2 separate regions of the Homo sapiens genome follow, and region 2 is linked to region 1. The links are chromatin loops, found by intact Hi-C in ENCODE. Cell type or tissue: OCI-LY7. All regions are shown on one strand. Each heading gives the region's core, and the rest is flanking DNA. Links, peaks and the distances in the headings are about the cores only. Region 1 overlaps LOC105371457 (a long non-coding RNA gene). Region 2 overlaps FCRL2 (Fc receptor like 2).

Region 1 (11,570 bases), core at 2,097-10,096:
ACTGGGAATGATTAAAGAATAAATAATACTTTTTAAAATCTTGGCTTCCTATATGTATGCTTCCTATTTTTGTTACTAATTTAGTGTGTTGGCCAGGATCTAAAAACTATTGCATATGATGATGATTGCAATCATCTTGGTTCTAGCTCCAATTTGAATGGCAATTTTAGTCTTGTTTTTAAGGTGTAATATTGGCTGTCAGTCTAGAACACATTCTTTATCATGTTAAGTAAGGATTCTTCTGGCTTAAGAATAATTATTTTTGGAATGGATATTGATTTTTAATACTTATGTCAATACTTTTGACACCTGTTGTCATTATATAATTTCTTTTGTTTGTTTTTTGTTTTGAGAGACAGGGTCTCAGTCTGTTGTCCAGACTGGAGTGCAGTGGTGTGATAACAGCTGACTGCAGCCTCAACCCCCCAGGCTTAAGTGATCCTGCCACCTCAGCTTCCTGAGTAGCTGGGACTACAGGCACACAACACCACACCTGGCTAATTGTTTCTGTAGAGATGAGGTTTCGCCATGCTGCCCAGGCTGGTCGCAAACTCCTGGGCTCAAGCGATCTGCACATCTCAGCCTTCCAAAGTGCTAGGATTATGAGTCACTGTGCCTAACCAACATAGTTTCTTTTACTTAGCATTTTGATGTGTTTTTTTTTTCATATAATAACAGTGAATTTCCATATAGTCTTCAATTCTGATACAAATCCTACTTGGTAGTATTTAGTGTAAAGATTTAAATGGATTAAAACATATAAATTACTAGTGAGCACTCAACAAATACTAACATTTCTATTATCATCATTTTGGTTTTGATGTGCTGCTAAATTCTTATTTAAGAGGCCAGGAGCTTATAGTCCAAAAACATTTGCCCAGTCCCCTCTCAGCCTAGAGACTGCCTTAGGACAAAATACAACAGAAGATTTTGTGAGCATCTGAGGTTAGCGCTCAGTGCCCACCCAATCCAGGTCTAGATTCACGGTGTCCACTCACCTAGAACCAGCATCAAAGGCCACAGCAACATGAGGACCTGTCCTGGAAAACCCAAAGGAAGTTTATCTTGGAGAATGACCATACAATTCAGGTCTGAGTACAGATGCTCTCCACAGTGGCACCCATGAGCATTGCCTAGAAGATTTCGAAAAAGGGAAGCCAAGGATACTGCTATTTGCTAATTGCCTTTCTTCTGCCATGGGTCCTAAGGAAATGAAGTTGTTTTCTTGTTTTTAAGTCTTCTTAAATACAGGGTGACATTATGGCTGAAGTAGACAAGAAGCTATCCAGGAACTTTAAGACCTGCTATCCTGTTAGAAAGTTTCAAGTCTCCTTAGCTTCTGTGTCTGGGGGACTTCATTCACTCATTTAACAATTATCTACTGAGTATTCACTGTGTTTCACTGGTTGCACAGTATTGACAAAAGTGACATGATCCTTATCTTTATGTAATTTCTAGTCTAATAAGGGTAGAAAGACTTTATAGAGAATAACATGTCCTCTATTTCCTATTAGAATCTAAAAACTTGATATCTTTCGAGAGTACTTCTTATCTGCCATTTTCTATATACCATTTGGTTCCTTATAGATTCTATTTTGCCTACACCTTGCAAAAAGTCCTATGCTCTAAAAGCTATTGGCTCTCTCCTTGGGCAAAAATCTCAACTTCTTCATCACTATTAAATGAGTTAATATGTGAAAGCCCTTCAAATAGTGCCTGGCATATATGATACATAAATAAATAAAAAAGAGACGACTATTTGTCTCAAACTTGGCATGCACTAAACTGCTCCAGTCCACTTCCAGAGTATATACTGCCCAGCTTTTCCTCACCCAGTGGGTCCTTAGTGCTCCATCGATTTTACAAGTATCCCAGGTTTCTTCTATGACAGTTCCATGGCTGAGTGTGTGGCCAGTGCTCTGAAGCTTGTGGGTGACAATGATACCATAACAGTGTCCAGGAAGCTTCTTTGGAAAGAATGTAAAATGGTCTTCCCAGTAGTGGATTCTACGGTTGAATGACCCTGGCGCTTCCTGAGATATAGACAGGCCCTGAAAACAGTGTCAGGGAGACACTGAGGAGCACTATCTGTTCAGGAGCAGATGACTACCTTCCTCCTTGACCCAAATCTTATTTTTCTTTCCTTTCCCCTCATTCTCATTCCAGGTCCATCCATCAGTGCTTTTGACTGCTGAACTCAAGACATTTATTCTCTTTTCCAAAGTAGAGATTAGTTGTCTATTAGAGAGCCCATAGAGGCTCCTAAAGAGCTATTTCTTCTAGAATTAAGGAGGGTTAAGTTCTTCAATCCCAAAGACCTGTTTATCTTCTTGTAGGTGGAGGTCACTGTTCCCCGAGCCATTCTCCACACTCCTTCCCAGACTACAAGTTCACACAAACATATGGAATCAGTACGGAGTGAGGACACTTTCTGTCACATTTTTGTTAAAAACCATAAAGTGGTCTAAGACTTTACTGGAACATATTGTTACATGTAAAATGATTCAGCACATAACAACTGTTTGCACAGGTAGAACTGACTTCTTGAATTTGATATCTACTTTTTATGAAGAGATATAGATACAATTACTTCTACCTCAGACATTATTTCTATTCTTTTACTCCTCTGATTGCAGTATGTTGCAGTTGGGAGGTGGAGAAGGGAAGGTTTTGGAAATCTAAAAAGGCCTTCTCTATGCAGTCTTGCTTAAATTTCAAGTATGGTAGTAATAATAAACATAATTGTCATCATCATCATAGCTCATACTTATTAAGCACTTACTTAATGTCATGTGTTGGGCTAAGGAATTCATTTTCTTCTCAGGAAACCCCTATAAGTTAGATTATGCTGTTATTCACATGTCAGAATGTCTTCAGAGTTAAAACAAATTGCTGCATCTTGCACCTTCTTATTACTAAAGAAGAGGCACAATACCTGGTGGATATCTTTGGAATTTGTATGCAATATATCCTCATTTACGTGCACAACTCTTACCCATTTGCTGAGGAGCCCATAACACTATTAATTCTGAGTGAGGCTCAGGGCAAGAGAAGGCTCTGCAATAATTCCAGATTGCCTTGAAAGCTGCTTGACCACTTGAGACTTGTGGTGTGGTAGATCCGATGTAGCCTGAAATGACTATAGAAAATATGGATGTTGTATAGTGCTTCTAAGGGTCAGAAAAGGAAAATTAGAGCACAGACTTCTAGAATTTTAGATAAAAGTTATACTCTCTTCTGGAGATAATGTTCTTTTAGGATACAGCATCAAGTTTGCCTAGACCTTACTAAAAACTTAATACTTAACATGGGACATCAAGTGACCACGCAATCTGCAATTCGAACTGCTCATCATGAGTGGGGTTTTATGTAGCCACAAGATTGTACATGCACAGCAGCAATACATCTATATATATATGATGTATATATGACTGGGTTTAACAAGGCATAAGTAAGTTGTATGAGCAGGTGGCTCAGACTGCTAAGGTACCAACTTTTACTGCATTCCCTCCTCTCCTGCAGTTCACATCTATAGCCTCATGTGGAACTCCTTTTAACTAGATAACTACAGAAGGAAAACCAGGGCTTGCTTCACAGATGATTTAGTAAAATATGTTAGCAAAACTGGAAGTGGACTGTTGTATTACTGCAACCACAATTAGTATTGTTCTTGAAAGAAAGTGATGAAGGAAATCCTTCAAAGGGGGCAGAACTTAAAGTAGTAGCAGTAGTAATGGTCATCTACTCAGTCTGGCTTGAAACTACATTAATCCTGATTGATTCAGCCTTATAGTTGAGGTTCACTGAGCTCCCCTCCTTGGGCTAGGAAGTCTGGCTTTTTGGCTAAGGAGATAGAAACAGCCCTGGGAAAGAGAGACAGTTACAACTTTCAGAGCAGAGGTACTCAGAGGACTGGGTCAGAAACAGGCTGAAAGTTCTCCGCTCCAGCAAACAGGACATGTAGCAGAACACTCATTGCCTTCCCTCTACTGAGGGTGTGATAAACCTTAAATACTAGAGGAGAAGACCCATGCTCTACAAGTCAGCAATTAGGTAAATTAGACAATTTCAGAAAGTGGCAAATTATTTAAAAGAAACAAAATAGAAGTCAACATACGTGGGCAGAAAATATGAAACAACCAATGAAATAACTAGTATTTGAGTGGCTAGCAAATTTCAGACCTAGATCCAATCTCTTTACTTGTTTAATTCATTCAATCCTCACAAAAATCTTAAAAGATGGATATCATTGTTCCCATTTTACAGATGAGGAAACTGACGCATAGGGAGGTTGAGCAGTTTGTCCAAGGACACAGAGGGCAGGTAGAGGAGTCTGTCTGATTGCAGGGTCGAGGTAGTTCCAAGGATCCCAACAACCTCCCACTTTCTGATTCCAGCTTGTTTATGACCTTCCTGCTTAGAATTCTGACAGCTATCCATTTTCCTTTACCATAAATTACCGTTTTTACTTAAGGTTGCATAAGTGGGTCCATGTTCCCTGCTACCAAAAGAGTCCTATCAGTATTTATAAATAAAAGAGTAATTTCCACTTTCAGTAGACTTAAACCTGCATGGAGAGGAAGGCTCTTCTCTTTTCCTTATTAGCATTGGACGCCTTTCTTTCCAACAGGTCCTGAGGGACAAAAGGAGATTGTATGAAGAAATATTTGAAGGATCCGGTGGACCTGAAGCTGAAACTAAATGGCAGGGTTGGATATTGAAAGCAGATAATGATTATAATGGTATTACTTTATTCTAGGCATGGAACACGGATTTATCTGTAAAATTCCTTTTGTGCATATTTGTTTTCAGGGTCCATCTCAATGGAGTTATATCAACTACTGCACCCTGAGAAGATTTATAACATGGAATTTGGTCCATCAACAACCACTTACAAAATCTGCCTTTCCCTTTGAAGATCTCTTCTGTCTCCCTCATTGGCATTTCTCAGCAGATACGTTTATTTTGTAAGGCAGGACCTGCTCGCATAAAATGGAAAGCAGGTGACCGGAGTGGAGATGAGTGTAACCACTGCGCTTCCTTGGCCTGAGATGATAGAAGACCAAACTCTGGCAGCTGTTAGAGAGAAAGGGCTTAGATAGATATTGATGAGTCTCCTGTGCACTGGTCAGAGAGTCAGTCTTGCCCGGTGGTCATGAAGAAGGTACAGAAGTCACAGATTATTTTTTCTTCCTCATGGAGCTGCCAAAAAGGAGACACCAGAGATTAGCATAGAACTGTTAATTTTTCAATCTTTTCAGTTTGTAACCTTTGGAGAACTTTCTCAAGAACCCACTAACCACTACTTCCTCTTTTTGTGACTACTTCTCTCTGTTCTTTTTTGACTCCACATGGTGTATGTAAAGCAGCCCTATCCTAGCAGAAGGGCTGAAGAAACAGTAGCTGCTAAAGAATAATCACAGTAATTGCCCATGGACAGGAAAGAGGGTAAAGGTCCATTTTAAGAGTAGTTTGTGTAGATAGGTTCACTCAACGAATCCAAGGAAGGGAGAGATAAGAATTTATAATTGTCAGGAAGAGAAGAATTTGTAAATATGATTTTACCACAAAAAGCAGAGTAAACAGAGGAAACTGAAGCATCAAGGGAACCTGTAAGAGGCTCCTACATTGTCAGTTATATTCTTATTTATTTATTTATTTATTTATTTATTTATTTATTTATTTTTTAGTAGAGTTGGGGTTTTGCCATGTTGCCCAGGCTGCTCTTGAAATTCTGGGCTCAAGCAATCTACTGGCCTCAGCTTCCCAAAGTGCTGGGTTTATAGGCGTGAGCCACCATGCCCGGCCTTTTGTCAGTTATATTTTTGACACACATGTCTCTTCATTCATCAGCAAGGCACTGTTTTTGTCTTGGATATTAAGAGTTTTCTCCTGTAAGTGTGTAGCACAGAAAATAATTAATACTTTAATCTATATGCCACCATATTCACTTTTGCAAAAAATGAAGCTGCTCTATAGACTGGGTGGCCCAAGGGTTATAGTTCTCTTGAACGGTAACCCTCAGTCCATGATTCTGAAATGGTCTTTTTCTGTTAGCAATTCCTATTTCTAATTCTTTCTCTCCTGGACCTAATTTTATGAGGTTTTGACCATCAAAACACCACACTTTAGAGAACACAATTGGAGAAGTGACTTGTCTCCACATTACCTGTGATAATTTCTTCTCTTAATCTCAAACTCAGATGAAGTCTTGGTTCCATATTTAGAGAAGTTTCAGTAGAAGTCCTCATGTCTTAACCTATGGCTAAGCAAGATATCTTGGTAAATTAGCACATGTTCATAATCTATTAAATAACCTTGGTAGGTTAAAGATACCATAAACAAAAGTAAAAGGCAAAAGACATACCATAGATATCTATATCACACATAATTAATTAAAGATTACTATCCTTAGTTCATTAAAAAACTCACATAATTTGTTAGGAAAAGAGTATCTTAACTTGTTGAAAATGTGAAAAATTTTTATCCTAAATGGACTATTGATTAAAAAAAGAACACTCCCTGAAACACATAAGATTATATTCTACTTCACTAATAGTCAAGTAAATTAAAATTTAAACAATAAAATGTAATTTCTGTTATCATTTTTGCAAAAACAATAAAGAAAGTACAGCACCCAGTGTTGGAACTCATAAATGATTTCCTGCTGGTGCCATACAATGTAAAAACTTTCTGGATTATGAGATGCAAAGTTCCGTATACTACTTTTCACAATAAAAGTTTATTCTGAGGAAGAGAGGAAAAGATTTCATCTCAAAGTTTTTACAAAAGCAAAAAAACAAAAATATACAGAAGAATGGTAAATTAGGGTACGTATATAGATGCAGTATTATAAAGCTATTAAACTCGCGTCTTAGAAGAATATTTTTAAAGCATGAAAAGTGTTCAAATATGTAAAATAAGCATTTAATACAATTGCAGTCCAAGTACGTAAAATGCATATACACACATATGTAGATACATCCTGAATAATGCAGACCTTACTGACCAATGAGTATAAATATGTCCATTCATAGTTAAGCTAGAATTTCACTTCTGGAATAATATTGTAAATTCCCTTCAGACAAGCCATCTAACTGGTAACAATCAGACAAGCCATCCAACTGGTAACAATTATATGTTACATAAAATACAGAAAATGACTACCTGAGAATTCTGAAGAGTAAAAGAGCAGCCAGGGTGTAGTGGGGAAATGAAATTTGGAGAAGTGACTGGCATAGCAGTTAGTTTTCCATTTTTATTGTAGATTTGATTTGTGGATTTGTTTTTTGTAGCAGAGAAGGCATATTGTAGGTTGGTAAGATTTTTGGTAGCTCATTGTCTTTCTGGCCAGAGGATCTAAAAAGGGAGTCTGATTAACCGCAGTTACTAGAAGGTGGAGGGAGAATTCCATAGAGGAGAGAGCCAGAGAAGGAAGTCCCTTAATTTTCTGTGTGGTTAAATACACAAGTTCAGGCTGACACCTGAGCCATATAAGCACAGGACTGTCTAAAAGCAGTACACCAAAGAACTAAATAATTGAATTAAGATTTAAACCACCACCTATGGAAGGAAAGGCAGAGCTTACACATTGAGTCTAACTGGGTTAAATGCCTGCTAAGACAAAAAACAAAAACAAAAACAAAAACAGCATGCTGGATGTCACAGAACACAGAATCTATACAACATAACATTAAAATGTCCAAGATAAAATGAAAAGTACTCAACATACAAAGAAGCAGGAAAATGAATTCAATTTTTCAGAATAAAGACAATCAATAGATGCTAGCTTCAGATGCATCTGATGTTGGAATTATTTGATGAGAATTTTTTTAGTAGGCACAATAACTATACTCAATGAGATTTTAAAAAATATATAAAATGAATAAAAAGGCAGGAAATCTCAGCTGAGATATATAAATAGAGAACCAAATAGAAATTTTTGAAATAAGTCTGTAACATATTTTAAAAATTTACCAAATGGACTTACAGTAGAATGAATAGGACAAAGGAAAGAATCAATAAAATTAAAACTATATCAATTAAATTATTCATCTAAAATATAGAAAGAAAGTTTGAAAAAATAAACAGAAACTAGGGACATGTGGGACAATATCAAGTCTATCAAAAACTGTAACATACATATATTTGGAATCCCAGCAGAAAAGGAGAGAAATTGGACATAAAATAATATTTAAAGAAATTGCAGCTGAAATCTCCTCAGATTTGGTGAAAAACATACATTTACAGGTTTGAGAAGTTCAATGAACCCTACACAGGATAAATTCAAAGAAAACCATACCAAAAACATAACCAGACTACTAAATATCCAAGATAAAGACCAAATCTTGATTGTAGACAGAGAAAAAACAAATTTTTAAAGAAAGGGACAACAATTATCAAACTTGGTTTTTATATTGAGCAAAAATATCCTTCAAAAATGCATGCAAATTTTTTTTTTTCAAAAAATAAGTAAAGCAAAATGTAGAGACTAACTGTCAGAAAACACTACAAGAGATTCTAAAGAAGTCCCTGTCGGAGACCAGCCTGGGCAACACAGTGAAACCGCGTCTCTACTAAAAATAAAAAATTTGCTGGGCATGGTGGCTCGCGCCTGTAATCCCAGCTACTCGGGATGCTGAGGCAGGAGAATTGCTTGAATCCGGGAGGTGGAGGTTGCAGCGAGCCAAGATCGCACCACTGCACTCCAGCCTGGGCGACAAGAGCAAAACTCTGTCTAAAAAAAAAAAAAGAAGAAGTCCTTAGGCTAAAGGGAAATGAAATTAGAAATAATGGGGATCATTAGAAAAAATTAACGACATTGTAAGTGGTAAATATCTAGGGAAAAATAGAAAAGACTGCATTTTTCTGTTTAAGTTATCTAAAATATAAGTACTTAACAAATTATAACAATTTTTCGTGGGATTTTTAAAACATACATTGATATAATGCCTATACATCCATCCTATAAATGATTGGACACTTATGGGATATAAATGAAAGGATAGGACAACCATCTTATAAATGATTGAAGGGGTGGACATATATATACCTATCAATTTCAAGATTCTACATTTTCAGTGGAGAGGCAGAGTATCAATTTTAAGTAGGCCATGAAAGATTAAGAATGTATATTGTAACCTCTAGATCAACCTTTGAAAACAATACAAGGATGTATTACTAAAAAGAAAACAGATACATTAAGATGGAATACTAAAATTTCAAATGATTCGAAAGAGAAAAAGGAGAAAAAATGAACAAAAAATGGTGGAGCAAATGGAAAATAAAAATTTTTTAAATTCAACCATATTAATAATTACCTTAACTATGAATAGTATAAGAATTTTAACTGAAGGAAAAGATTATCTAAATAGATTTTAAAAAGTAAGGCCAAAGTATATGATGCTTACAAGAAGCTCACTTGAAAAATAAAAACACAAACAGATTGAAAGTAAAAAAGATGGAAAATGATATGTTATTTAAACAGTAAACATAAGAGAGCTGAAGAGGTTACATTACTACTGAATTAATAAACTTTAAGACAAACAATATTATTAGACAAAAATAAGGTGTTTTATTTTAACAAAAGGGACTATTTCAGGAAGACATTACTAACGTGTGTGCATTTCTTACTAGGGTCTCAAAATATATGAAGCAAAAATTTGTGGTATAAAAACAGAAATAGAATAATTCTACAATCATGGTAAAAAATTTTTAACATTGCTTTCTCAGCCGTTGGTAAAATGAGATAAAAGCACAAAAAATTTGAACAACACTCACCACTTTCTTGATTTAATTAATTGATATTTATAGAACACTCTATTCCGAAACTGTAGAATATACATTATTTTCAAGTGCACATGTATGTCACCAAGAGAGACCATATGCCAGGCCATAAAACAAGTGCTGATAAATCTGAAAGGACTGAAATAATATTATGTTCTCCAACCACAAAGTAATTAAATTATAAGTCAGTACCAATAAGATATTCAGGAAAATCTCAAATACTTGAGAATTAACAACATATTTTAAAACAGCAATGTGTTGAAGAAAAAATGAGTATTAGAAACTATTTGGCACTGAATGAAATACTAAAATATGTACAAGTAATCTAGAAGAATGCTGGAAGGGAAAAGAAAAAAAAATAAAAATCAGAGGAAAACAAGAAACAAATAATAAGATGGAAGGCCTAAATCTAACCATATCAATGAGGACAATATTTGTGAGACACAGCTAAATGAGCATTAGGAGGAAAACTGATAGCTTTTAATGCTTATATGCAGAAGAATGAAACTAGACACCTATCTCTCACCATATACAATAAACAACTCAAAATGATTAAAGACTTAAATGTAAGACCTGAAACTAAAACTACTGGGAAAAAAAAAACAAAGGGAAAATACTTCAGGACATTTGTCCAGGCAAAAATTTTATGAATGAGGCATTAAAAACAAAGGCCACAAAAGCAAAAATAGGCAAATGGGATTTTATCAAACTAAAAAGCTTCTGCACAGCAAAGGAAACACTCAACAGAATAAAGAGACAAACTATTCGTCTGTCAAATGATCAATATACAGGATATACAAGGAACTCAAACAACTCAACAGCAAAAATGAACCAAACAAAAACAATCTGATTTAAAAATGGACAAAAATCTGAATACACATTTCTCAAAAGAAGACATGCACATGACCAAACCAGCATATGAAAAAATTCTCAACATCATTAATTATCAGAGAAATGCAAGCCAAAACCACAATGAGACATCATGTCACTCCAGTTAGAATGGCTGTTATGAAAAGGACAAAAAGTAACAAATGCTGGTGAGGATGCAAAGAAAAAGGAACTATTGGTGAGAATATAAATTAGTATATCCACTATTGAAAAGAGTATGAAGGTTTTTCAAAAAAACTACAAATAGGCCGGGAGCGGTGGCTCACGCCTGTAATCCCAGCACTTTGGGAGGCCAAGGCTGGTGGATCACTGGCGGTCAGGAGTTTGAGACCAGCCTAGCCAACATGGTGAAACCCCGTCTCTACTAAAAATGTAAAAATTAGCCAGGCAGGATGGTGGACGCCTGTAATACCAGCTACTCGGGAGGCTGAGGCTGGAGAATCGCTTGAACCCAGGATGCTGAGGTTGCAGTGAGCCAAGATTACGCCATTGCACTGCAGCCTGGGAAAGAAACATCTCTAAGTGGGTTCCCTGCTTTAGCATAAATGGAAGAGAATAATACAGAAGTACACCCACATTTATATAGGTAATTGGTTGTTGACAACAATGACAAGGTAATTCAAAGGAAAAACAAAAAACAGGTAATCTTCAAAACAGAGTGCTAAGATCATTGGATATTTGCAGGGGAGAAAAAATGACATCAACCCTGACCTCATGCCGTGATAAAAATTTACTTAGGATGCCTTACATAGCTAAACACAAGAGCTAAAAATATTACATTTCATAAGAAAATCTTTATGACATTTGGTCAGAGAAATAGTTCTAAACAGGACACATAAGGCATGAACTACAAGAAAAAAATGATAAATTCCATTAAACGAAAAAATTTGAAATTA
Region 2 (11,342 bases), core at 3,343-11,342, 96 kb after region 1:
AGTAATTTCTCTCAAAACTCATTTTACTAGCTATTATTTTTAACAATGGCTAACGAGGAAATATCAGCTATAATATAATCATACATCTTAAACTCTAAAAATAAAATTAGCATGATAGCTGCCAAGAATGGACAGACCAAAATAAGGGAACAGAATTACAGTTCAGAATAGACAGTGAAGATGAGAAAAAAGTGATATTTATATAAATTTAACAAATTATGACCATGAACACTGGCTCATGTCTATAATCTCAGCACTTTGGGAGGCCAAGGCTGGAGGATCACTTGAGGCCAGGAGTTCAAGACTGGACTGGGCAACATTGTGAGACCCTCATCTCTACAAAAATATCTTTAAAATTATCTGAGCAAGGTGGCATGTGCCTGTAGTTTCAGCTATTTGTAAGGCTGTGGCAGGAGGACCACTTGAGCCCAGGACGTCAAAACAGTAAGCTATGATCATGCCACTGCACTCCAGTGTGGGTGACAGAGCAAAACCCTGCCTCAAAATAAATAAATAAATAAAAAAGCAGTAAAGAAAGTATCATAAAGAAGAGAGATATTTGTTTCAAGATTATTATCATCCTCATTATTATTTTTATTTTCATGCTGAATTTCTTTTCATATTACCATTAAAATGACCAAAGAAACAAAAATTAGGAGAAATGTGTGTAAGCACAATGACACATATACAACAGAAATTTTGATAAGATTTCATGTAGATAGAAGCAAATAAATGGAAATACCTTTGAGTGTCCCTGGGAAAGAACTTCATAGGAATTAAGCACCCTAAACATCCACCACCTAATTTCTCATCTCTGAGCATCCGGGACTGAAAGTTGGGATGTCCCATGGGGTTATCACAAAATGGGGTAACCTCATCCCTACAATTAACCCTGGAGCCAGCAGCTATCAGAATACTGAAGGCATGGCCATGGTGCCTACCTACAGCCATCACTGGACAGGACCAATGGCCAGTTAAAGGAGATCACTGTTTAAGTGTGCTTCTAAGGAGGACAGTCAAGCAGGTTGGGGTATTCTTATTTTTCTCAATGTTTCATGTGTATTTGGGTTCAACAAGGTGTTTTTAAGTGATAAAGACACATTAATGATCCTTAGACAAGTCTTAAAAAAATTGTGTAAAACTTCTATTTTTTAAAAATAAAAAGTCATTTTATTCCAATCTGTCTATTCACGTGAAGGTTTCTCAGTGCTGACATCTGTAAAAAAGAAAATTAAAATAAAATCGAGGGTTGAGATTTTTGCAGACTTACATTCTATATCCCTAACACTTGGTTCTTGTAGATTTTCAATAAATGTCTGGTGAATCAGTTGACTAAATTTATTTGTGGATACATGTTTCAATTCGAAAATGTTAAAAAGTACTCCAATGAGTCATTAAGAGGTGGATTTTAATACAATTTACCTTTTTATGTTTAATAATTTTTGAAAAAATGTGTAATTTATTCCCATAGTTTTGATCAGTTTTGTACCTATAATAATTCTAAAGATAATTCAAAGCAGAAGAAATGTTTTAACACAGAGCCTTATGATCACAGAAATTTTTTTAAATTAAAGTGATCAGTAAAACATTTTCAGAAATAAAGATGAATTACATTGCACCTAAAATTTTGAATGAAAAAATGCCAATGAAAATGTGCATTCACAGCCATAAAATTTTTAAAAAAAAATCACATGCACGCAGCGAAGGGAACAATAGGGGGCAAGGTGGGGATGGTTAATAGGTACAACAAAATAAAAAGAATGAATAAGACCTACTTATTAATAGCACAATTATAATTGGTAATAACTTAATTTTATATTTTACAATAACTTAATGTAACTGGATTGTTTTAAATGCAAAGGATAAATGCTTGGGAGGATGGATACCCCATTCTTCATGGCATGATTATTACACATTGCATGCCTGTATCAAAACATCTCATGTACCCCATAAATGTATATACTTACTAAGTATCTCATGTACCCCATAAATATATACACTTACTACATACCCACAAAAATTTAAAATTTTTCTTTGAAAAAGAAGACAACAATAGACGCTGGGGTCTACTTGAGGGTGGAGGGTGAGGAGAGAGTGAGGATTGAAAAATTACCTATTGAGGGCGCATTGGCTCATGCCTGTAATCCCAGCACTTTGGGAGGCCGAGGTGGGTAGATCACGAGGTCAGGAGATCGAGACCATCCTGGCTAACACGGTGAAAACCCGTCTCTACTAAAGATACAAAAAATTAGCCGGGGGTGGTGGTGGATGCCTGTAGTCCCAGCCACTTGGGAGGCTGAGGCAGGAGAATGGGGTGAACCCAGAAGGCGAGCTTGCAGTGAGCCAAGATCATGCCACTGCGCTCCAGCCTGGGTGACAGAGCAAGACTCCGTCAAAAAAAAAGAAAAAAAAAAAGAAAGAAAGAGAAAAATTACCTATTGAGTACAATGCTGATTACCTTGGTAACAATCTATACCAATCTGTAATCTGTACACCAAACCCCTGTGACATGCAATTTACCCATATAACACACCCACACATGTACCCCCTGAACCTAAAATACAAGTTGGAAGAAAGAAAAAAAGGAAAATGTGCATTCACAGAAAAAAGAAAATATGATAGTATCAAATCTATAGATTATTTACATTTTATTCTATATACTTACAAAAGTAATATCATAGTTTATTGCAAATACTCATATTTACTATGTCAAAAATCACATTTTTGCAACTATATGCATACTTTGGTGATATTGCAGGTTCAGTTCCAGACTACCAAAATAAAACAAATGCTGCAATAAAGCAAGTCACACAGATTTTTTGGTTTCCCAGTGCATATAAGTTATGTTTACACTCAAGTCGATGCACATAAAGAAGAAAATCTGGAGGAAACGGCTAAATTCCTGGAAACACACAATCTCCCAAGATTGAACCAGGAAGAGACAGAAACCCCTCCTAGACCAATATCAAGCGCTGAAGTTGAATTAGTAATAAAAAACTTACCAACCAACACAAAAGCCCTAGACCAGATGGATTCATAGCTGAATTCTACAAGATGCAGAAAGAATAACTGGTACCAATCCTGCTGAAACTATGCCAAAAAATCAAGGAGGAAGGGCTCCTGCCTAACTCATTCTATGAAGCCAGCATCAGCCTGATACAAACATTCTGGCAGAGACACAGTGGAAAAGAAAATTTCAGGCCAATATTCCCAATGAACATATTTGCAAAAATTCTCAACAAAATATTAGCAAACTGTATCCAGCAGCACATAAATAAGTTAATACACCACTATCAAGTCCTGTTCTCATCACTTCACAGTAGATGAAGGTGAGACCTTGTATCTCTTATTCATTCTTCCCTCAAATCTTTACACACTGATTGCTTAAGAGAAGGTAGCAGAAATAATTTATTTGCACAGTGTCTGGATGTAGCAGCAGTTCAATGAATATTGATAGGTAAAAGAAGATATTGGAGAAGAAACATCATCAGGACAAAAATGACAGGAGGTGCCTCCTGAGGCACGTTCTGGCTGTGGCAGGTGATAAGCCTCAAGCATTTTCATAAGGTTTTATAGCAAGTCTTAATGATGCCCCATCCTTGCTGTTGATCTTCCCTTCTGATTCCTCCAAGTGTTATGATTTCTTCACAGAAGAGTAGATGACTTGGGAGTCCTGGGAGAGACACACAGGAATAAAGACTGAGGTGATCAAGAAAATAAATAGGGAGAAGGAAGGAAAGATGAAGAAATTCCAAGGTGTCTAGCTCACCTTGTTCTCCAGAAGTGTCCTGATGTTTGCTGTTAAGGAAAAAGTAATAGTTCTGAGCTCTTGCATTCTTAATTAGGCCTCACTCCCAGACTTTATGCCCCAGGGCATAGAACTACTATGCTTAGTATGTGGAATCCCATTTTCTCCTGTTCTGTAAAATCCTTTCTTAAAGTTGTTAATACTGAAGTCCTTCTAAGACTCTATCCATCTTCCAAGCCCTCCACCAGCACTTACTAACAAAGCGCTTCCTTTCTCTAATGCAACTTCCCATAGGTCATTGTCTTTATAATTTTTTCCTCTTGACTTCTCTGTTGCAGCATTCTGTCAGGGCTGTTTCCTGTTCTTTCTCTATGTTCCTGAGATAACCAATCATGTGTGGTTCACCTCACTACATAGAAGGAAATTGGAATAGAAGCATAGATAACAGAAGACAGACTCTGAATCACATAGTATTTTGAGTCTGGTTGCAGGAGCTGCTTAGTGATGTCTGCTTCTTTTCCCCTTTTTCCAGGTAGGCATAGTGGGATGACATCCCTTTCCTTCCCTTGAAGATTTACAGCTAGAGGGCTTGGAAAGTGACTGCACTTTTTGATTCTGCTAGGCTGGTCAGATAGAGAAAGAGAATGATAGGGTAATCAACTCCCTATAGGAAGTTGAAGTGGCAAATCTAAGCAAGGCAGACAGAGGACCCACCTTCAGAGGCTCAGAGGAGAGTAGCTAGATGACCACTGACCAGGAAATCAGCCAAGCTGTCAACAGCCACTGGCTCCATCAGAGGCAACCAGGAGTACAGAACAAAGGACAGCTTTTAGGGTTGTTGATATAAGCATTGTAGTTTTAAGGGCACTGGAGCAGAAGCTTAAAGGACACTCCTCTGCACTGCTGCAGAACTCAGCAGTTCCTGCAAAGCTACGTGTCAAAGTGAAAATTCTCTAGGTCATGTTGATTTATTCAGTTATTCCTCCCATCCCATATGAAGACTACAGATCCTTCAAAAGAGACACTTTAATGACCCTGTTCACCTGAGAGAATTCCTCTTGGACTTTAGACATGCTCACTCTTGCCTGATTTCCTTCTTTTGCCTTGAATCTTAGATTCTCCCTGACTATCTAACCCGATTCAAATGAAGACTCATTAGACCATCACCCTATTTTTTTTTTTAAGTTTGCTCTCTTCACAAGAGCCTACCTCCAGGTGTCTCTTGCTCCCTCCTGGATCAACAGATTTCCTATCAAGGGCAAGTGATGTATTAAAGCCTCTATTGCTGGCTGGGTGCAGTGGCTCACACCTGTAATCCCAGCACTTTGGGAGGCTGAGGCGGGTGGATCACTTGAGGTCAAGAGTTTGAATCCAGCCATGGTGAAACCCTGTCTCTACTAAAAATACAAAAATTAGCTGGGCGTGGTGGCGCATGCCTCTCATCCCAGCTACTCAGGAGTCTGAGAGAGGAAAATCAAGCAATTTTCCTGTATCAGCTCACAGGCAGAGATTGCAGTGAGCTGACATTGCACCACTGCACTCCAGCCTGGGCAACAGAGCAAGGCTCCTCAAAAGTAGATAGATAGATAGACAAATAAATAAATAAATAAATAAATAAATAAATAAATAAAGCCTCTATTGCAAACAATGCATCACTTTCCTGTGAATATGCATCTGACAAGAACTACTTTGCAGTTTCTCACCTGAGCTTTCTGGCTGCTGCATGCTCCAGACCTGAGAATAAACCACATCCACATCTACAGAGCCCACTGCAGGGAGAAGACAAGAGTTCACAGATGTTGGTGGCCCAGGGTTCACACTTCATACACAGCTTCCCAGGCCCTGGCTTAATGATTATATCCTTCCTCTCAACCCCAACATGATTCTGAGAGAGTCTGTTATTTATTGGGAATGGCTGGGCCTCTGGTGTTGGGGTGTCTACACCACCCACCTAATGGTCTCCGCTCCTGTCTCCTCTTTCTTTTCTGACTCAGCCTCAGAGCCCTTCCCAGTGGAGACACTCACCATTGACATACACTGGCTGCAGCTCCTCCATGTCTGGGGTTGGGCTTGAATAGGTGAACTCTTGAGGATTTGGCCTGGAAGCCCCTCTGTGAGAAAGTGAATTAATTGTATGATAATCCCCAGGGCAGTGAGTGAGAACAGAGGGGAGACTGGCTGAGGAGAGAGCAGGTGGAAGCCCTGCAGCCATGGCTCTCTGCTTGGGTGATTTTATGGCCCTTTGTGTAGACTATCTACTTTGATATGGCCAAAACTTCTGTTCCTTATCTTTGGCTTTTTCAAAAGTTATAAATAAGACAATGATATTGCTCCAGAATCTTTTTTTTTCTTATAAACTGTCATAAAACTTTGCCTGCCTTTTTCTCATTACTTTATCTCTCTCACTCCTTCTTGTACTCTGGACATATACTACATACCTATAGCACAGTATGTCCCTGGAGGAAATACACATTTTGTGTGTATGTTCTTTCCTCTAAATATCTAACAAAAACTTACTTATACATTATAGGTATTCAATAATCTTGAATATATGAATTTATATATTAATTTAAATGTATGTAATCCTATACAAGATAACACCAAGGATCATGTGGACCACCTTAAGACAGTGCCCTGGTGGCAGAAATGTAATGCAGTAGAGACAAGAGTAAGTATTATAGAAAGATACCATGTTAATTACATAGCTTCAGTCTCAACGTACAAGCAGAGTACAGTAGGTATTTAAAACTGAATGAAGGAGACCTCTAGAATTAAAATTTTTACTAGGAAGAGTTCTCACCTGGGTTCATTAGTGGCAGAACTTTCTCCTGAAATGCAAATAAAACAAAATTCATTTCAGAGAAGGAAGCTTTATCTCTTAAAATTTTGACATGATTTAACTACGTATAATCAGCTGGTAAGACATAAGATATAGAAGAGTAATCCAATTGTATTTCATCTAAATGGCTACTTATTTATTCCAACACAACTAGTTGTTAGTAAAATAATTCATTCTTTTTTTCCCACTGATTTAAAATGCCACTTCAAATGGCAAACCCGTCATGCACTGGTAACTGTTTCTTTATTTTCTATTCTGTTCTATTGTCTCTTTGTCTATTCATGTACCTGTACAATGTTGTTTTAACTATCCTAATGTATAACATATTTTAACCATTGATGACTAATTTTATTTTATTGCTCTTCTGTATTAGATTTTATGCAGCCATTCTTAATTTTTAAATGTTTGATATTTGCAACACTTAGTCTTTAGGAATGATCTTGGGGCTAAGCTGGATGTTGACATTCGTAAGGCGAACTAGGCCATCTCTTGTACCATTTTGCTTTGTGGAGAGATGTAAAACAAGAAACGCAGTATATTAGCATAGATGTATCAGCTGTGTGTTTAAAGAGAATCCTCATAGCGATCCAGGAGATATTTTCTAGTCCTCCATTAATACCTCAGGAAACAATGCCACATAGATGTATATAGAGGCCACCCCAGCTCAAAAGCTTCATGCTTCGTAGAAATCAGTATCGCTTGTAACACCCATGAGTGTATGTGTGTAGCTTCCAGAGGTCACTACTACAAGAGACATGCTAAATTTCAAGAGTTACATTGCATTTGGGGATACCCCAGTTGTGCTTCCCATCAGGCTTATATAATCGTGGTCAAAGTCCTCCCAGTGTAGAGGCAGTTTGCCTATCATGGAAAATACTGCTAGTAGCTCAGCCAATATTTCAACTTTGTTAGGCTTTACAGAAAACAGTGCTAGAAAATTAACTTTGATTTAGTTTTCCAAGGAGAAGGTAAAACTTCTTTATAATTAGCTTGTTTAGTCTTCATGGAAAGGAATGACCTCAGAATTGTCTACCAAGCCAAACTGTCATTAAAGCATAAGTAAGGGGCAGTCAGTCATATTCAAACATGTATTAAATTAGTGTATATGTTTCCAGCAATTCCTTCTTGAAGAAATTATTTTAAAATGGACTTCAAAAATAGTTCTACTATCTAAGCACTTTTGAATAATAACAAAATGTGATGATACATTGGTTCACAAAGAAAACCTCCAAAATATTCCAAAAATCGACATGGTACAAATAATATTCCTTGATCATAATGGAACTGGTAATTCATAACAAAACTATGAAAAAATTGACATATGTCTATAATTTGTCAATTTAAAGGAAGCAAGTCTTAAGCAACTGAATACGTATACAAATATATAAGAAAAAAAGGAAGACTCAATATCCAATTTGTTCAAAAGAATCAAACTAACAAAAATAGAAGGCAATAACTAACAAAGATAAAAGCAGAATTCTAGAATTAGAAAGAAATATTGGTAGATCAAATAATAAATTCTAAGAGTTTTACCATACAGGAGATAGAGGCACTATCTTTCTAGATGGTTACATTTCAAAGGGCTGGCTCCCAAGTCTTAGAGATAGACATTTCTGGGTTGTAAAACTGGCAAGAGGCTAAGAGAAGATTTATATCTCAAGGAGGCAGAGAAAGAATTTACAATTGCAAGTTTTCTAAAGTAAATGCTCTAAGAAAAGGGAGATGAGGAGCCTATAGTCAATCGGAGGACAATATTAAGGCCAGCTTGGTGTGGGGAGGAGTGCCCCGTGTGGACACATGCCTGAAAAATCTTAAGGAGCCTTGAAAAGCAGATAAAGGAACATTCATTTCAGGGGAGATACGGTCATCTGCCTGAGGCAGGAGCTGCATATTTACAGGTGGGTGCAATGGTGTGCAAGTGTTTCTTGTGGATGGATCTGAGCCCTGTGGAAGAGAGGCAAAGCTTGAAGCCATTTCAAAATCTGGCCAAGAGGACTTCCTGAAGAGGTATAGGGTTCCAAAATAAGGGTGGAGGGGAAGAGGAAGAAGACTTTAGATTCTTGGAAACTGAAGAGAGATGTTAAGTGCTCAGCTGGAGAAGAATGAATCACCTGCATCACAAGATGCAGGTAGGTAATGTTAATAGTTGGGGGGCTCTGGAGAATCCAGAAACACACCCCCAAAATAGGAGCTGATTTTCTCAACCGAGCAAACCTGGAGAGTCAGCTTTTTCAGAGCCAGAGGAAATCAATGCCAGCCATGGGGGTTTCAAAAACAGAAGCAAGTTGAGGAAAGAGAGAAACATCTGGCCAGAACCCTTTCCATATTGCAGAAGGCTGGCCTGAAGAGGGTCTGAGCTGAGTGGGTGGGAGGTGAGTGCTTTAACTTTGAGATTCAGAAAGCTGCTTAATGAACAAGCGCTCTTTGGAGAAACTATGTTTTTGTTGTTGTTTGCCTAAAATTATATAGGAGTGATATGGTGTGGCTGTGTCCCCACCCAAATCTCATCTGGAATTCCCACATGTTGTGGGAGGTACCCAGTGGGAGGTAACTGAATCATGGGAGCAAGTCTTTCCCGTGCTGTTCTCATGATAGTGAATAAGACTCACAAGATCTGATGGTTTTAAAAAGAGGAGTTTCCCTGCACAAGCTTATCTCTTTGCCTGCCGCCATCCACATAAGATGTGACTTGCTCCTCCTGGTTTTCTGCCATGACTGTGAGGTTTCCCCAGCCATGTGGAACTATAAGTCCAATTAAACCTCTTTCGTTTGTAAATTGCCCTGTCTCAGGTATGTCTTTATTAGCAGCATGAAAACCGACTAATACAAGGAGTAAGTGGATAGACTATGGGCCTGCCTGCGATTTCAACCAGAGTCAGGGAAAATATAATCCTCTAAGACTGAGTGTGAATGGGCAGTAGGAAGAGGAAGATAAAAAATTAAATTTTATGGTTGCACTCTAAGAGTACCCTTGTTAGATGAATCAGTTATCATAGCAAAAATTAATCAATATCTCAGGAGTAAACTTAGCAAGAAATGGTGAAAGCCTATATAAGTAAAACTCTAAAATACTATGACTCAAAATTTACCAAAAGTAGACACACTCTTGGATAGAAACATTTCTCATTATAAAGCTGTCAATTCTTCCTTAATTAATCTCAAAATTTAAGAGAATCCTAACAAAACTACTTTGTTGAGAGACACTGATTATATTGTTTGTAGGGAAAATAAGTAAGCAATAATATCCAGAAAAGTTCTGTAAGAATAGCATAGTCATGATGGGAACAACCTTGATGGAATAAAAAATGTATTGTTATAAAGCGAAGGCATACAAGTCACACACACAAACACACGTATGCACACACTGACATACACACAAACAGAATAGGGCATCAAAGTTAGATCTGAATAGTATCAGATATTTAGTATAGCTGAACTGCTTTTATCCATGACCCTTCTGTTGCCGTGTGTGTGGGGTTTTTCTTCCCCATACCAGTCAATTTTCCAACTCTTAGGACACTAATTACAATTAAACTCAGTCCTGATACTACTCAGAGTTAGTGCAGACCCCATAGGTAAAGGGGTGTGTCCCACAAAACTGCCCCCAACCCCAGATGCCAATAATATGTCATGGGCCTCATATCTTTCTGACCAAATGGCTATAAACTGGGGATTCCCAGGACTCTTTCCTCAGTTTCAATAATTTGCTCTATAGAACTCGAAGAAACACTTCAGTTACTTTTACTGGTTTATTACAAAGGATGTTATAAAAGATACAAATATACAACCAAATGAAAAAGTTTAGGTAAGACAATGTCTGGAAGTGTACTGAACACTGGAGTTTCTGTTCCCAAGGGAATGGGGTGCTCTACCCTCCCAGTACATTGATGTATTCACCAACTGGCAAGCTCGCCAAATCCCATTGTTTAGGATTTTTATAGCGGTCCCATTACATAGGTATGATTGATTAAATCATTGGCAATTGGTGGTTAGATGAATCTTCAGTCCCTCTCCTGTCCTCAGAGGTCCAGGGGTGAGGCTTAAAGTTCCAACCCTCTAATCACAAGGTTGGTGTTTCTGAAAACCAGCTCTCATATTGAAGCTATCCAGGAGCCCCTCTGTTGAGAGTCATCTCATTAGCATACCAAAGACACTCAACACTCAAGGAATTCTCAGAGTTTTAGGAGCTCAGGGGTCAGGAACTAGGGACAAAGACCAAATATATTAAATAATTTCTTCTTATATCACAATACCATAGGGTATTATAAAGGCATCACTTTACTTAAAAAAGATAATTAAATAAATCACATAGAAATAATGAAATAGCTATCTGAAAAAAAAGATTAGATTCTAGTTCAGTACCTATTGAAGAATATTTCTGGATGTGTCACAGGTATTTGAACCAGAGCAACTCCATCTTGAACAGGAGTTGGGTAAAATGAGGCTGAAACCTACTGGGCCCCATTCCCAGACAGTTAGGCATTCTAAGTCACAGGATGAAATAGGAGGTCGGCACAAGATACAGGTCATAAAGACCTTGATGATCAAATTGGTTGCAGTAAAGAAGCCAGCAGAAACCCACCAAAACCAAGATAGAAACAAGAATGACCTCTAGTTGCCCTCACTGCTACACTCCCACCAGTGGCATGATGGTTTACAAATGCCATGGCAATATCAGGAAGTTATCCAATATGGTCTAAAAAGGGGAGGCATGAATAATCCACCCCTTGTTTAGCATATCATCAAGAAATAACC

Evidence for each region. Peaks named below come from ENCODE experiments on the same cell type or tissue, not always from the same donor. Only the 100,000 strongest peaks of a DNase experiment are listed, where the experiment ranks them.
Region 2: a loop joins it to region 1, with 1.8 times the contacts of the local background. A loop is called at or near these places in 1 of 110 quality-filtered maps.

The regions. Positions count from the first base shown.
Region 1 is chr1:157,648,010-157,659,579 of GRCh38, forward strand. LOC105371457 (a long non-coding RNA gene) reads right to left here. Exons shown (of 3, transcript XR_922184.3): 2 at 6,170-6,265; 3 at 4,175-5,202. Among named protein-coding and RNA genes, the nearest start is that of FCRL3-AS1, 42 kb to the right of the region's middle. In OCI-LY7, for the core only: no CTCF peak of the experiment used is centred there; DNase peaks (open chromatin) are centred at 5,032 and 5,332; H3K4me3 peaks cover 981 bases; H3K27ac peaks cover 2,069 bases.
Region 2 is chr1:157,743,102-157,754,443 of GRCh38, forward strand. It overlaps FCRL2 (Fc receptor like 2), which reads right to left. Exons shown (of 12, transcript NM_030764.4): 8 at 6,549-6,576; 9 at 5,774-5,859; 10 at 5,452-5,517; 11 at 3,770-3,798; 12 at 2,632-3,673. The coding sequence ends at 3,635. Among named protein-coding and RNA genes, the nearest start is that of FCRL2, 28 kb to the right of the region's middle. In OCI-LY7, for the core only: CTCF peaks have their summits at 5,776 and 8,338; no DNase peak of the experiment used is centred there.